2 separate regions of the Homo sapiens genome follow, and region 2 is linked to region 1. The links are chromatin contacts, found by Hi-C or POLR2A ChIA-PET in ENCODE. All regions are on one chromosome and are shown on one strand. The core of a region is the stretch at or near the end of the contact, and the rest is flanking DNA. Distances in the headings are between cores, read along the strand shown.

What was found. Hi-C counts contacts between places; a loop is a spot of excess contacts on that map. ChIA-PET counts read pairs that join two places held with the same protein, here RNA polymerase II (POLR2A). Pooled maps may share reads with other maps.
Region 2: a loop to region 1 is called in a pooled map, with 11 times the contacts of the local background. The contact joins the promoter of PRH1-TAS2R14 here to the promoter of M6PR in region 1. A Hi-C loop is called at or near these places in 1 of 37 single-sample maps with no recorded cell type and 7 of 50 pooled maps. POLR2A ChIA-PET finds 5 or more read pairs at or near these places in 1 of 52 experiments (PC-9).

The regions. Positions count from the first base shown.
Region 1 is chr12:8,944,850-8,952,278 of GRCh38, forward strand. M6PR (mannose-6-phosphate receptor, cation dependent) reads right to left here and starts at 4,796. Exons shown (of 7, transcript NM_002355.4): 1 at 4,639-4,796; 2 at 1,380-1,556; 3 at 569-735. The coding sequence starts at 1,555. It also overlaps a transcript of KLRG1 not described here. RefSeq lists enhancers at 4,060-4,965, 4,966-5,870, 5,369-5,498 and a silencer at 5,176-5,390.
Region 2 is chr12:11,167,659-11,175,087 of GRCh38, forward strand. PRH1-TAS2R14 (PRH1-TAS2R14 readthrough) reads right to left here and starts at 3,953. Exons shown (of 5, transcript NM_001316893.2): 1 at 3,764-3,953. SMIM10L1 (small integral membrane protein 10 like 1) reads left to right here and starts at 3,536. Exons shown (of 1, transcript NM_001271592.2): 1 at 3,536-7,429. The coding sequence starts at 3,699. The coding sequence ends at 3,905. It overlaps PRH1-PRR4 (PRH1-PRR4 readthrough), which reads right to left and starts at 3,967. Exons shown (of 10, transcript NR_037918.2): 1 at 3,764-3,967. It also overlaps a transcript of PRH1 not described here.

The sequences.
Region 1 (7,429 bases), core at 3,546-6,045:
CTCTAGGCTACAGAATTCTGGCTAGAGTTGGCTGGGCGCGGTGGTTCATGCCTGTAATCCCAGCACCTTGGGAGGCCAAGGTGGGCAGATCACGAGGTCAAAGATCAAGACCATCATGGCCAACATTGTGAAACCCTGTCTCTGCTAAAAATACAAAAATTAGCTGGGCATGATGGCACACACCTGTAGTCCCAGCTACTCAGGAGGCTGAGGCTGGAGAATCGCTTGAACCCAAGAGGCTGAGGTTGCAGTGAGCCGAGATTGTGCCACTGCACTCCAGGCTGGGTGACAGAGAGAGACTCCGTCTCAAAACAAAACAAAACAATTCTGGCTAGAGTCTTCATTTTGCATAAGTTTTTCACTGATTTTAATGCACAACTGTCCTGAGCTGTGGCTTACAGAGGAGCTGTGGAATTAGGCATCCTGTGGTATATTACAGTCTCAGGTGTGCCGAACCACACGTATGATATGCTGAAGACACTAGAAACGGCCAAGACATACAGGATTGTCAGAGGGATTGACTTGGGATCAGTTAGTCAATCGATGGTAGGAAGGGGAGTTTTCTTACTTCCGTTGAAGATGTGAGTCTCGTTGAGTCTCCCTACCACTGTCTCCTTCCCATTACTTTTGTTGATTTGCACCAGGCCTGCCCCAGAAGTGTGGTTGCCAGCTTCCCGGCACACCCTGAAGATGTAGATGTATGTGTCTGAACCCTGGCCCACAGTGCTCTCAAAGCTGTAAAGAGAAGTGGGAAGAAAGAAGAGGAGAGTTACTAGCTATCAGCCTCAGGAATAACAGCATCCCTTTCCTTAATTAAAACAAAACAAACAACATGCTCGATTTATTTATTTGAGGTCATGGCTGAGTGAATATTTGTTTAATTTTAAGATATTCATAACCTTGACAGACCATCCTTATTGCTGATGATGAATTATTAAAACACACTTGAGCTATCTTGATAGCTCAATATTCTAGTTATTTTTAGAATGCCTGTTAGTAACCATGTTCCAATGAATAAGGGCCCATGTTCATCGGATAGTCTCGTTTCTTAGGGACCAACTTCAGATTTATATATCTGAAGGTTCCTGACACTTATAATGACATGTGTCGGCCTAAATATGTTTATCTGATATTTCTAAAGTCCTATTATATGTAGGTGTCAAATAATCCTTAAATTTCTACAAGCTGGTCTCTTGGATCCAGTCTTGGAAATAGCTACACTTCTGTGAAAGATGAGAAAACTGCACACAGCAACTAAAAACTGGGCTGAGAATTTGCTCTATGTCATAAAAGAGAGCACATTATGAAATAAAATCAGTAAGAAGAAAAGACTTTAACATAAATATTTTCTCAAGCTCTTTAAGGTTCTTCTCATTTACCTTTTATTAAACAGTGGTTTCAGCCTCTTCACTAGAGCCAACTCTTTCTCTGACTCTTTACCCTTTTCTCCTACCAAGTCGCAAGTTTTTTCTTCTGTCTGCCAGGATTCTCTCACTGCCACAGCCAGGAGTAGTAGTAGCAGTCCAGTCCTCCAGCAGCTGTAGAAAGGGAACATCCTTTGGGAGAGAGTGTGTGTTGGGGAGGGCAGGTAGGATCAGGAGAGAGAGGAAAGAGATAAAGCGTATGAATGTGTAATAAATCGATGGTATTTTAATTATCCAGAAAGTACAAGATTCTCTGGCATATGCAACACATAGTACATTTTAATATCTCTGTAACAAGAGCATCTGCAGCAGAAAATTCATTTATATGTAACTTGTAGTCTAATGTATAGGTGAGTCTTTCAGAACAAACTACAAAGTTGGGAAGAGGGAAATGAAAGAACTTAAAAAAGAATGATGACAGCTTGGGTGGAGCCATCCTTGCCTCTTTACTGTTTGATGGCTTGATGTAGTCTTCTGAAACCTCTTTGGCCTCTACAGGTCACAAATCTCAAGGGTTTCTAGACTTCCCATAAGTACAGTTGTCTTTTACACTACAAATCAATGACAACAAATTGGGGATCACCAAGCCACTTTACAATTGAGTAAATTCAATGCACCTGCTGCTTGTACTGCTCTAGGAATGAAAACACACAGACAGCTCTCTTTCCCAAACTTACTAGACTGGTGCAAAGGTCATTGTGGTTTTGGCAAAAAAACCCCACCAAAACCTAACATTTTCTTTTCTCTTATCCATCTTCATACCCAGGACAGACTGACTTACCCTTGCAAAACACTTTACTCTGGTATCTGTTAATGATCCCTCAGGCCATTGCTACTTGTTTATTCCAAGAGTATCACGGACAATTTCCTGATTTAACTCTTCTAAACTTTTCTCACTTACAAAAAACGCTGCAAGTCTGGACTTTGGTTTGAATATTCTTTAAAGTTCTCTAGTTCTTTTTCATGCGGGTCCACTTACTCCACCTCATTTTTAAAATATAAAACTTGAAACAGGCAGAATTTTCATGGGTACTAATGAGTTTGAAGATGGGAAAATGGAAGCTCCAACCTTGGCCGTGAATGCACTTTCCCCATTCCCCTAAACAACCTAACATCTGACCTTCCACTTCCCACACCCCACTAAAGCAAAAAATCCCGGGAAATTGTCTACCTGACTTCCTGTACCCCAAACATCAATTCTCTACTGTAATATTATGGTAGTTTCCATAGAATAATCATAGCTAACCAAGAGGTCCAAGGCCCTCATAACACATTTAATGCACTGAAACCACACAACAGCAGGAAACAACAGACTACTGCCTTGGGCCAGGTGCTGTTCAAAGCACTTAACATATATTAATTAACTAATTAATCCTCACAACCTTATGAGTAAATACAATTATTGTTGCTATTTTACCAGTAAGAAAACTGAGACACAGCTAGTGGAGTGAGCCAGAGAGTCTAGCTCCAGAGCTCATGGTCTGTGTTGAACAACTACATGTATATTTCCACTATGTGCATAACAATTTTTTGGAGATGAGAGTAGACAGCCAAAACTGTGGGTTTTTTTTTTTTTCTACTAAGAAGTGAAGGGGAAGTGATTCCTCACACAGTTGACTGAATAGGAGGTGAAATAAAGAACTCAGACCTCCAACTCCCACCTTCCCTAAGTTAACCCACTGCTCAACACACAACTTGACCAGCTGACTCACTAAAAAGAAATAGGAGACTCCTTCTTCTAGACTGACTTAGCCTGCCATTTTCCTTTCCAGTCTCTCAGGACCTAATTAAAAACTGACAGTTGATTTCTTTTCCTAAATTAGAACAAGGAATCTCACAAAATTAGGAAGGGATGAAAGGTTAAACACCTCAGCCATTAGCTGAGTTGAACTATCTTTCATTTGCTTATTATTCAAAAAGTTAGGATAATAAATTTATACTGTATTCTTCTTTCCTGCTTAAGGCTTGTCTTTAAATTTAAGCTGCTTCTCTTTAATTCAGTGGCATATGCGCTAAATGTTTTCCCTAGATTATGTTCATTCATCTTCACAACCCAGAAAATAGGTATAATTTTTCATACTTCACAGATGAGAAAACTGATGCTTTACAGAATTACTTGTTAAATTACTTGCTGTACATTACACAGATATTAAATGTGTGTGAAGTTACTGGGGCAATTTAGACGATTCGTGGCATAAAGATAACTGCTGGAAAACTTATAAACATAGGGGTGCAACAATCAGGAAGAGAATGAAATGGAAGGGCCCAGTAGCCCCCTTTTAATATGCTACAATTAGATTCTCAAGGTACAAGAGTTTGTCTATATACTTTGGAAATAAGGAGCAGGATTTTATGATCTTGAAAAATCTTTCAGTTTTCTTATTCTCTAACGACAGATCTATTTTATTTGGCAATGCTAAAAATTATCCTTTATTAGGGTGGCCAATGACTAAGCCAGCAACTGGGAAGCAGCTTACACCACTGGGCCTCTGTAGCACTCACTTCCCCATCTGTTAAGACAGCCATGGCCATTTACCAGTGGAATTTCTACTGTCTTCCCGCTGGCTCCTTTCTGATGTAGCAGTCCTTATCCCTTTTTCTCCAGCAGCCTACATGTTTAGAAAAGCAGCCTCAATTGGCTAAAAGGCCTAATGCTGAAAGAACTCAAGAGAGAAGGAGCCTCAGACAAGTAGCGGCTATGTCCCAAGAGCGGAAGCTCCCCACAACGAGGAACACAAGATAATCCGTCCATCAGCCATTCTTATCCACACCACAGTCGCATCCCCCTCAAAGCTCTCCCAGGGTGCCAGAAATTCTCGCTCTGTCTAGTGTCCCGACTTTCCAAGCGCTTGTAGCCATACCCTCTCCAAATGATGCCACTTGACCTCCCACCGTGATGCAGGCCAAAATTCCTCCTACAAATAAATCCACCAACACCTCCAACGGACTCCATACTTGGGGTATTTTCCTTTCCCTGCTTTCTAAATATCGTAAATCCCCTCTCTGGTCTTGGAAGTCCTTTCTCCCTCACACCTTTCGGAACTCCGTGACTCTCCGCTCTCATGCCTCCGCCTCCATTCTACCCTTAGGGCTCCTCAGCCAGATCTTTGGCTAGAACCATGGTCAAGGGAGAATGCGATTCCGGCTCCTGTCACAGACGCTTAAGTGTGAGCGCAACCCAGCCCGCCTCCTCCTCCACGCCCCTCACACTCACGTGTCGTGGGAAACTGGAGTAGCCAAAGCTCAGAATCCCCAGTGAATACCCTTCTGGGGATGGGAGACGGGGCCAGCTAGGGGCCGGCCGCAGACCCCGGTCCCAGAGCTAGTTTCAGAGGCCAGCGTTCCCCCTAGCGCCTCGCTGTGCCCCACTCTGGGAACCGGAAACAGGAAGCGCCAAGAGGCCGCTGGGCAACCGCTCCTCCCACCAGACCCCGCGGCATGTGACCATAGAACCATTTCGCCCCTTTCCCCTTCCCGGGCTCCCTGATAATCTTAAACTCTGATTGGCCAGTATTCTGGGACTTTAGCTCCGCCCTCGTTCCATCAGCTCCAATCACTATCGAGGTTGTCGTTTCGCCTTTTCTGGTTGCCTTTCTTTCAATGGGGTCCCAGAGTCCCGCTTCCAGGGCCTCTCGGCTCGCGCACCCCGGTCACGCGGGGTCACGCGCCTGACCGCTCCCGGGTAGGGTTCGAGTGAAGAGGGTGAGAGGGGCAGGTGGCGGAAGCGGAAGTTACGCAGGCAGCTCGCCCTCGGGCTCCGCGGGAGTTGTAGTTCTCACGCTAGGTCTCCTCCGGGCGCTTCCCTAGCCCGTTCGCCGCCTGAGAGGGACGCTGTTCCGCCGCGTGGAAGCTTCGAGTCTCGACTCCACTGTTGACCCCTAGACGAGAGTAGTGCAGCGACGGGGCCGTGATGTGCGTCCTGGCTTTCTTAACGACACCTCTCCTCTGTATTTCCTTTTTCCAGTTGAGTACCTTGGGGTGAATTATTATTGTTACTGTTATCTCTGTCGTTCCTTACTGCTTCGTGGTATTTTGCTTGATAAGCATGCTCTGCAACCACCTCTGTTCGCCAGAGGTTACTTCTGCAAAGTAGGAAGAAACGAGCAATACGATGGTAATCTTTGCGCCTTTGCTAAGATCTTTTGTAGGTTCCTTATGTCTTACTAGCCACTTGTTGAAGTCCTGCTCATTCTTAAACTCTGTTCAGATGTTATTTTTCCTGTAACTTCGTGCATTCACTCTCTTCAGAATTAACAATTTCTTCCTGTGGACCCTCGCTTGTGGCTTGTACCTGGCTTTAGCATGTTTTCATTCCGCTTCCACTCTTACGTTGCTTCTATGTGTGCCTCTCTGGCTCTATGCAGGTGCCTGGATTTTTGATTCTTACCCCTCTCATTAGAACTACTACAGTGTTTTGAGTCTAATAATAATAAAAGCTAACGGATGCATATCTCGGTGGTGCCCGGCACTTTTGTAAGTGCTTTAAACGATAGTTAATTCACTTGGTCTTCACACCAACCTTATGAGGAAGTATCTTATCCCAAGTTTACAGATGAGTAAATTAAAGCAGATAGAAGCTAAGTAACACCGTGGGTCCCAAGCTATTAAGTTATGGAGCCAGTATTTAAATAGTCTCCATAATCCATGCTCTCAAGCACTACGCTTTACCGACTGTATGCCATTCTGCATTTCTTTGTTTATTAGTAATACATTCAGTTCAGGCTAGGTAGTAATCATATCTGGGTTGGATGTTGCCCCAATAAAAAAAAAAATTAAATTTTTTTCTTCCTGAAAATGAAAGTAATTTGTGATCAGATAACACAGAAAACAACAAAACAAAAATCATACATAAACTCACCAGGAGGGTGTGTATTTCCTTCATGAATATATGTTGTTTCCTTTTTTCAAAAATGTATCAGTCCCACACTGTGGCTCATGCCCGTAATCCCAGCACTTTGGGATTCCGGGGCAGAAGGATCACTTGAGGTCAGGAATTCAAGACTAGCCTGGGCAACATAGTGAGACCCCTTCTTTCAAAAAAAAAAATCAGCTGGGCTTGGTGGTGCACACCTGTAGTCCCAGCTGCTTGGGAGCCTGAGGCTGGAAGATTGCTTGAGCCTGGGAGTTGGAGGCTGCAGTGAGCTATGGTCTTGCCACTACCCTCCAGCCTTGGTGATAGAGTGAGAACCTATCTCAAAAAGATATGTATGTATCAAATATTTTTCCATATCCTTGACTTTACAAATAAACTTTTTAATAGCATAATATTTAGTTCTATGCATTGCTACTTAACCAATGACATTAATGTTGAGCATTTAAGTTATTTCTACTGACTTATTTTTTATCAAGTAACTCAACACAGCTTTACTGAGCAATTACTATGTGCCAAAACCACAGAATATATAATATAGATCTTGGGGATACAGCAGAGAAAAAAGACAAAAATCCCTGTTACAATCCGTTCTAGAATTGATGTTCCTTTGTTGGTTAATTCAAGTTTTGATTTCAGAAATCTTACCTCTTGGTGACTGCCTAGAGTGGCATTGGGCTGGAGGGGAGGAACTGTTCATGTTGGAAATGGGGAATGGGCCAAAAATGCAATTGAGTAGGTTGATTAACTTGTCTGCTGTCAGAGTGGAAGCAGGGGTAGTTTCCCTTTCCGACCAGAGGCAAACAACCTGGGTCACTTCCTTGCTTCTCAGACCTCAGTGCCCTTTCTGGGTGCTTTCTGTGTTAGAATTCTCACCTCTGAGAACTGAGCTCAAGGTTCTTGCTGGGGCAAAAATTGAAATGAGCAGAATTTTTTTTTGTTTGTTTGTTTGCATTTCTGGCCTGCCTCCTTTCTTAGCCTCATTATTAACAAGCACACTCCCCACAATAAACCTACACCCACACTGCCTTCTCTCACACAAGGTAAATTGTTCACCTTGTTTAGAAAGCAGTTCTAGGATTGTTGGTCTGAAATCAAATGGGAAGGATGCCTCCTGTTCTGTATAATCATAAGA
Region 2 (7,429 bases), core at 2,703-5,202, 2.2 Mb after region 1:
GATGGCCCAGATCTCCTGACCTCGGGATCCACCCACCTCAGCCTCCCAAAGTGCTAAAATTCAGTTTACCTGCTCACCTTGTAACTTCAGTTCTAACAAGCTCAAAATAAATTATGACTTTGTAGCCTACCTAGTTTACTCTCTTTGTTAGAGCAGAAGCAACATTCTCTTTTGGTCTACTGCTAACTAAAAGGAAGTAAAATTCTCAAGCTGGTTTTCAAAATGCATGCATAAATGCATGCTATATCATATTCTTCCACATGCATGGTTTAAAAAATGTCTCAATTAAAAAATAGATTCATGTATAGGTGATTTTTTATGCACCTATGAAATCTGGCCTTGTAATGAAGAATACAATAGATCTTAATAATCTGACAATTATTAAATGTGTTTCATTGTCTAAAAGAGAGGTTTGAGGGGAGAAAAAGAAAAGTCTTTCTTGAAATATGGAAATAAGAGTATATATTTAGCTCTGAGTATGTTCTGGTAAGAATTACAATGATGTCAAACTATATGTACATATTAAAGCCATGGCAAAAAACGAAAGAAAGAAAGAAGAAAGAAAGAAAGAAAGAAAGAAAGAAAGAAAGAAAGAAAGAAAGAAAGAAAGAAAGAAAGAAAGAAAGAAAGAAAGAAAGAAAGAAGGAAGGAAGGAAGGAAGGAAGGAAGGAAGGAAGGAAGGAAGGGAAAGAAAGGAAAGAAAAGAAAGAAAAGAAAGAAAGAAAGAAAGAAAGAAAGAAAGAAAGAAAGAAAGAAAGAAAGGAAAAGAAAAGAAAAGAAAAAAGAAAGAAAGAAAGAGAAAAGAAAAATTAAAGAGTTTTTATGTGGGCTTCTACTTGATTTTATTTTTTCCTAATACAAAAAAGTTTTCGTCAAGGCTTTCAAGGAGCCAAGGTTTCCCATCATATCAAGAATCTAATCTTCCACAGCATTATCAGTGAGGTCTGACTCAGCTTGCTCTTCCCAAGAATCAGAATCAGAGTGATCAGAAAGGCAGAAGGCTCCTACTATCTGGAAAAGCATCATGCCCAGCAGGCTGTTTACCATAAAGTGAATCAAATCTGCTATAAAAGCTGAAAAACAGTACATGATAAAAAGAAAATAAGAAAGATTACGACTCCAAAATCATTTATTTCCCAATGGAATGTTAATAAACCAAGGACTCCATCAGAATCATAATATTCACATAATTAATTCTACACTTTATCCAAAGGAAAAATGGCTGAGAAAAATTAGCTATTGTGAACCACCCCCACCTCCAAAAATTATCAGGCAGATAGCAAACCAAAGGGTTGAGTACTGATCAGTGTCCAAAAGGAAACGTACTTTTTTTCTAGTTTGGCATTAGCACAAGTTAATGGTGTGGTGTGAACATAAGTATAAAAATATTAAGCAGTATTAAACACAGCTGTTAAATTCTGGAGCTGGCTAACCTGATGAAAAGTCAGTTAAAGGAAGCTTCCAATGCCCAAGCCAGTCAATGCAGTTAATCTGTACAATCAAGCCATTTCCAATCATGAATTTTCTAATTTGTACAATCAAGCCATTTCCAATCATGAATACTCTAATCATGAATTCTCCTAATATCACCCTCAGCAAAAGAAGTGTGGATTAGGCATTCAAATCTAAACATCAAGGGGCAGATAAAAACTACAACCACCTAAATTATTGCTCCTATCCCACTCTCAGGTGGAAAGAAGGAAATCTTTCTTCAGCTCTAGAGCATTAAGGAGTAGGATTTGGAGCTTTGTGACTGTTCTTTGCCTATTCCCGTCCCATTGGAATAGGCCCTCAATCTGGCCATGTTATCAGTGGGTGGCTGCTATTTTCCCCACGGTCTCAGGGTGGAAGATAAGGTTTTCATGGAGTTACCCAGAAACGGAGCAAGTAGGGCGTAAAGGGTGGCACAAAAGAGGAATAGAAGACAGAATGAGTCCACATAGCTTTACATATTTGGAAATGAAAAATCCAGGACGTAATGACTCCTGTGACTCTGAATGGCTCTGTGTATTAGTCTTTCAGTTTTCAAAGGGAGTAAATTATATGTGTGAACTGAAACTATATATCTTCTCCCAGTTCTCAGAATTGATCATTTATTTTACATCGCTCTTCAGTCTCTATACCAGTATTTTAGAAGTTGTCATAAGTAATTCCTCTAAGTGCTACCTCGCTGGAGTGGTACTGGAGCAGCAAAGTAGCAAAAGAATACTAGCTGGGAACACAAAATTAATTTTTACAAATTTATCAGTGGCACGTTATTTCTACCAGTCATATAATCAGTAGACTATATAGAAACAGAGGTACTCTAGGGTACCGTACTTGTGCTCTGAATAGCTGCTAGACATGCAGTGCACGGTGCGATGTGTGGTATCTCAACAATGCTTTTCAGAACAAGACTGTAACCTTAAGGTCATGATCAGAAATCACACATTTGAATAATCCATGAATGAAGACGGTGTGTGCGATTAAAAAATACAGTGCTTTCTAGTTAAAATGGGAGATAAGTGAAGGTAATGAAATGTGCACCATTTAAATAACAAAAGTATTGTGGCTATTAGAGATTCACTGTGCTGTTACTCTAATGGTATTAAGAGTTTGGAAGTACAGGCCGGGCGCTGTGGCTCACGCCTGTAATCCCAGCACTTTGGGAGGCTGAGGCGGGCAGATCACGAGGTCAGGAGATCGAGACCATCCTGGCTAACACGGTGAAACCCCATCTCTACCAAAAAATACAAAAAATTAGCCGGGCATGGTGGCGGGCGCCTGTAGTCCCAGCTACTCAGGAGGCTGAGGCAGGAGAATGGCGTGAACCCGGGAGGCGGAGCTTGCAGTGAGCCGAGATCGCGCCACTGCACTCCAGCCTGGGCGACAGAGCGAGACTCCCGTCTCAAAAACAACAACAAAAAAAGAGTTTGGAAGTACAGAGTAGTATTCCAGCTCTTGGAGCCTAGCCACAGGTTTCACAGATGCATCTCCATGCAGAAATGGCTGAAGCTTCCACAGCTAATCTGAACTTTTTAAGGGTTTACATGGCTGGGAATATAATTTTGTATGTATGTCCTTATGTATATACGCGTGTGTGTCCACTAGTTTTTTGCTTGAATGTTTATCATTCCTGTCACTTGCAATTTAAATATTCCTAATAAATAGAAAAATCCAAAGACTAAGATTGTGATCCTTTTTATGTCTATGGTATATTATGAATACAGAGACCTTGTGCTTTTATTGGCGTAGGAATCATCTTGCCCTAATATTAATATTATGAAATCAAAAGGGTAAGATTCCTAACATCCCACATAACACAGCAGACAAACTAAAGTTTTAATCTAGCTTTGGCCCTTACAAATTTTGTGCCCTACGGCAAGTTACATCTCGCTTAGATTTTTTCATTTTAAAGTGGAACTATCTGCATGGATGTTCGTACATGCTATATAACACATCCTATTCCAGAGCCACCTACCATCAGTTGAGCTCTAAATGGTAAATGCCACAGTGAGAAGCAGACAGGAAGGGGCGGAGCGCCAGCGGCGCCCGGGGCTACGCGCCGCACTGCACCGAGCGGCGGCAGCGGCAAGCTTGGGTGTGAGCCCGGGAGCCGCTTTGCTTACCGTCCTGCCGGTCCCAGCCGTCGCTAGGAGGTCCGCGGGCCCTGCGGCAACCCTCGCTACAGACGCTGGGCGGGCGGCGACACCTGGCTCATGGCCCCCGCGGCGGCTCCGTCCTCCTTGGCCGTCAGGGCCTCAAGCCCCGCCGCGACACCCACCTCGTACGGCGTCTTCTGCAAGGGGCTCTCCCGCACCCTGCTCGCCTTCTTCGAGCTGGCCTGGCAGCTGCGCATGAACTTCCCGTACTTCTACGTCGCGGGCTCGGTGATCCTCAACATCCGATTGCAGGTACATATTTAGAGCCATGACTAAGCTAACGGCCTCCGGGGCCAGCATGATGGCCGACTCCCAGGGTCCGTTGCGGCGCGGCGGAGCAGCCAATGGCGAGCCCCACAGTCTCGCGAGAGTGCTCAGGCGCTCTTCGTGGCTGCCCTCTTAGCTGCTAGCGGAGCTCCTCAGGGGGCGGCCGGGAGCCTACAATCCCTAGAAAGAGAATACGCTGTTCCGGAAACAGAACTGCAGTTAAGACCCTCGAAAACATCTAAGAAAGTGTGCATCCTAAAACACCTGACGAATTTCAGAATGTGACAAAGCGCAGAGGATGCATTATTTCAAAACAAAACAGAAGGCTAAAATTTGCAGGAAAAAGAAAATCAGTAAACCGGGAATCCTCGGACTGGATTGTAAGCAAGATTTCAATGAATAAGAAGCTGAAGGTATTAAGGCTGTGATATAGAAGGTACATATTTCATCCCACAAGAGAAAACAATAATAATCAGAAATTTTCGGTGAAAAAAACGCAAAACTGTACAGGAAAATCATCCTCCAAGTACCAGACATAAAATGCTGCAAGCTTTTGAACTAATGGCGAGAGTGTAAGAAAATGGGCTCTACTTCAGTGATCCTGTGGCAGGACGTGGATCAAGACTTGGAACCGCAGAAAACGAAATCCCATAGTAGCACAAAGCTTGGCTGTTCAGTGAATAACATTTAAATAATCGTAAAATACAAATGTTGTTTATGGTTTTTATTGTTTAAGGGCATACTTAATTATGGTTACAAAGTGGAGTGCAAATGTTATTTACCATGTTTTAAAAATACAGCCGGAAAATACAAGTGGGAATGTTGAAGGAGGGCGGGGGAAGTAAATGGAATGGGGGTTATGTCCTTATAAAGTGGAAACTTGAAAGGTACTGTCTGTTGTTGAGTGGGGAAAGACATTTTTATTACTTACAGGGTAGCCATAAAGTTTCTAAAACGGTAATATATTAAAGAGGGAGAGTGGTAGGGGAGAACAGTATGAAGTCAACAGGAAATGGCTAAAGATGGAGAGCTCAGGTAGAATAGTTTAAAAAATGAAAATTGATAGAGTACCTGGTGTATTTGAATACAGCCTAGAGAGCTTTCATTTTCCAAAGAGTGTGGGGATAAATTAGTGAATGCATATTTTTCAAAATTAAGAAAACAGAACATATAATTTTGAACGCTGAGAAAAATAAAAATTTAAAAACTACACTGTATACACGGTATACCTCAACTGTGAATAATAGTAGTCATGTAAAGTCAGTCATAATTATGTAAATACTGAATACTGATTTTACAACAAATGATTCTATAACGCTGGGAGGATGGGAGAAAAGAGATGTGTGTGTGTGTAATGGTGGTGAGCCAATCAAGATCTGATATAGAAAAATGCAGAAAAAGGAGTATACACATGTTTTCTTCGGATTAAAAAAACTAATAATAAATCACCAAGAGTGGTAAAGTTTTAAATCAAGATCTGATATAGAAAAGTGCAGAAAAAGTAGTATACGCATTTTTTTTTTCAGGAAAAAATTAACTAATAAACCACTAAGAGGGGTAAAGTGTTAAAATAGTTGCATTGTTCTATATTCCACTCATTGTGTCCAGCAAACAGTGTTCTATGGCTTTAAGTAGTAAGCATCTTGCCCCGTCCAACACCATGTCTGGCCTAGGGTAATTGTTCTTTCTAGTCTTTATTCTTTGTCTCCAGCCAAACTCCATTTGGGCACATTCTCCTATAGCCTTTTCTACCTGAAGATACTCTGTGTTTTAAAGCTAAGCTTAGGTGGCGCTTTTTCCATTAAATTTTTCCTGGATTCCACTGACCATATAGGAGCTCACTTCTTTTAATCCATAAGGCCATTTTCATAGGTTGCCTTATTTTTCCCTAATCGTGCATCAACTGTCTGTTTTATATACCCAAGACAGGTTTCCTAGACTGCGATAAGCCAAAACATTTTAGTCTAAAATATCAGAAGTGTAGTTTAATCAATGAAATAGTAATACCAAGGGATTTAGAATCGTGGACATCACTGTTTCCCAGAGCACTGATGTCCCAATTTGTAACACAAAAGACTGTCTAGTCTTAATCCTGAAATGGTGACAGAGTAGGATGCTCCATTTGGGTGACTATGTGAACATATTCCTATAACTTTTTTCCTCACATCAGTCATTTGTTAAACCGAAGATGAAGAAACAGACTTTGTATTTATTACATCCTCCAACATAATTGGCAGCTCTGTGAGGGAAGACACTATATCCTATTCAATTTTACACCCGGTAGTAACAGTATGTGTGTGTACTGTATATATACATATATATATACATACACATATATAAATTTAAGTAGTAACTATATATGTATATATGTATAGTTACTACTTACTATATATGTATACAGTATATAAGTATATATGTATAGTTACTACTTACAATATATGCATAAAGTTACAGCTTACATTTACCTCGTAATATATGTATATATATATATTAGGAGTTAAATGTATTAGGAGGTAAATGTAAACTCTGTGGTTTATCATTTATTCACAATTGCTCTTAATTCTTGGGGTATAGTTTGCCTCCTACATGATGCAATTCAGTGAAATTCCCAGGAGACAAAACAAGATTTTGACCTGAATAAACCACTTATTGTTGTAATTCACAAGTGAGTTTATTCTTCCTGGCACACTTCCAGGTAATATCCATTAGGCTAAGGATTTTGTTTGTTCACTGTTCTATCCCCAAGCCTAGAGCACTGCCCAGTGCGGAATAGCTAATAAATATTGTTGAATGGATAGATGAATGGCAATTTTGTTGGTATGCTCTACATAGTCAGCAGTCAATAAAGGAAACATATATTCGTTCCTGATAATAAGATGATTCACTTTATTGCCCATAAATTGGGCTTTTTCAGGCCATCATGCACGTTGATTGATCCAGAGATCCCTCAAGCATGAAAAAGCAGAGACATAGGTGGTATAGTTATTATCAATAGAGATAAGAAATGTAGCTGGCAAAAAAAAAAATGGGAAACGATGCGTTACAGCTTATTTTAACTATAAAAGGAAAACAGTGAACATAGCAACATATGTAACCTAAGGGATAGGGGAAAAGTTGTTTTTTTTTTTTTAATTCTGGGTAAAAATACATGTGATTACTTGACAAATAGCATATCATTACCATCAGCATCATTTTTAAAATATATTGAGTTTTTAATACCAGGAACTATGAAAAACTATTTATATACATGAGCTCCGTAATTCTCACATATACCCTGTGAGGAAAACATTTTTATCATTTTTCAGAGAAGCAAACCGGGATTTAGAGAGGTTAAGTAAATTCCTAAGGTCATGATAACCAACCAGACCTCAAATGAATCTCCAGTAATTCCTAAAGTTATATTTCATAAGGAGTTCAATTTTCTTAAATGTGTAGATAATTACAAATAATTCTGTTTCTCAAATTTCTGGACAGAAATATTACCTGGGTAATAGTTATTTTTTTTAACATAACTATTGAGG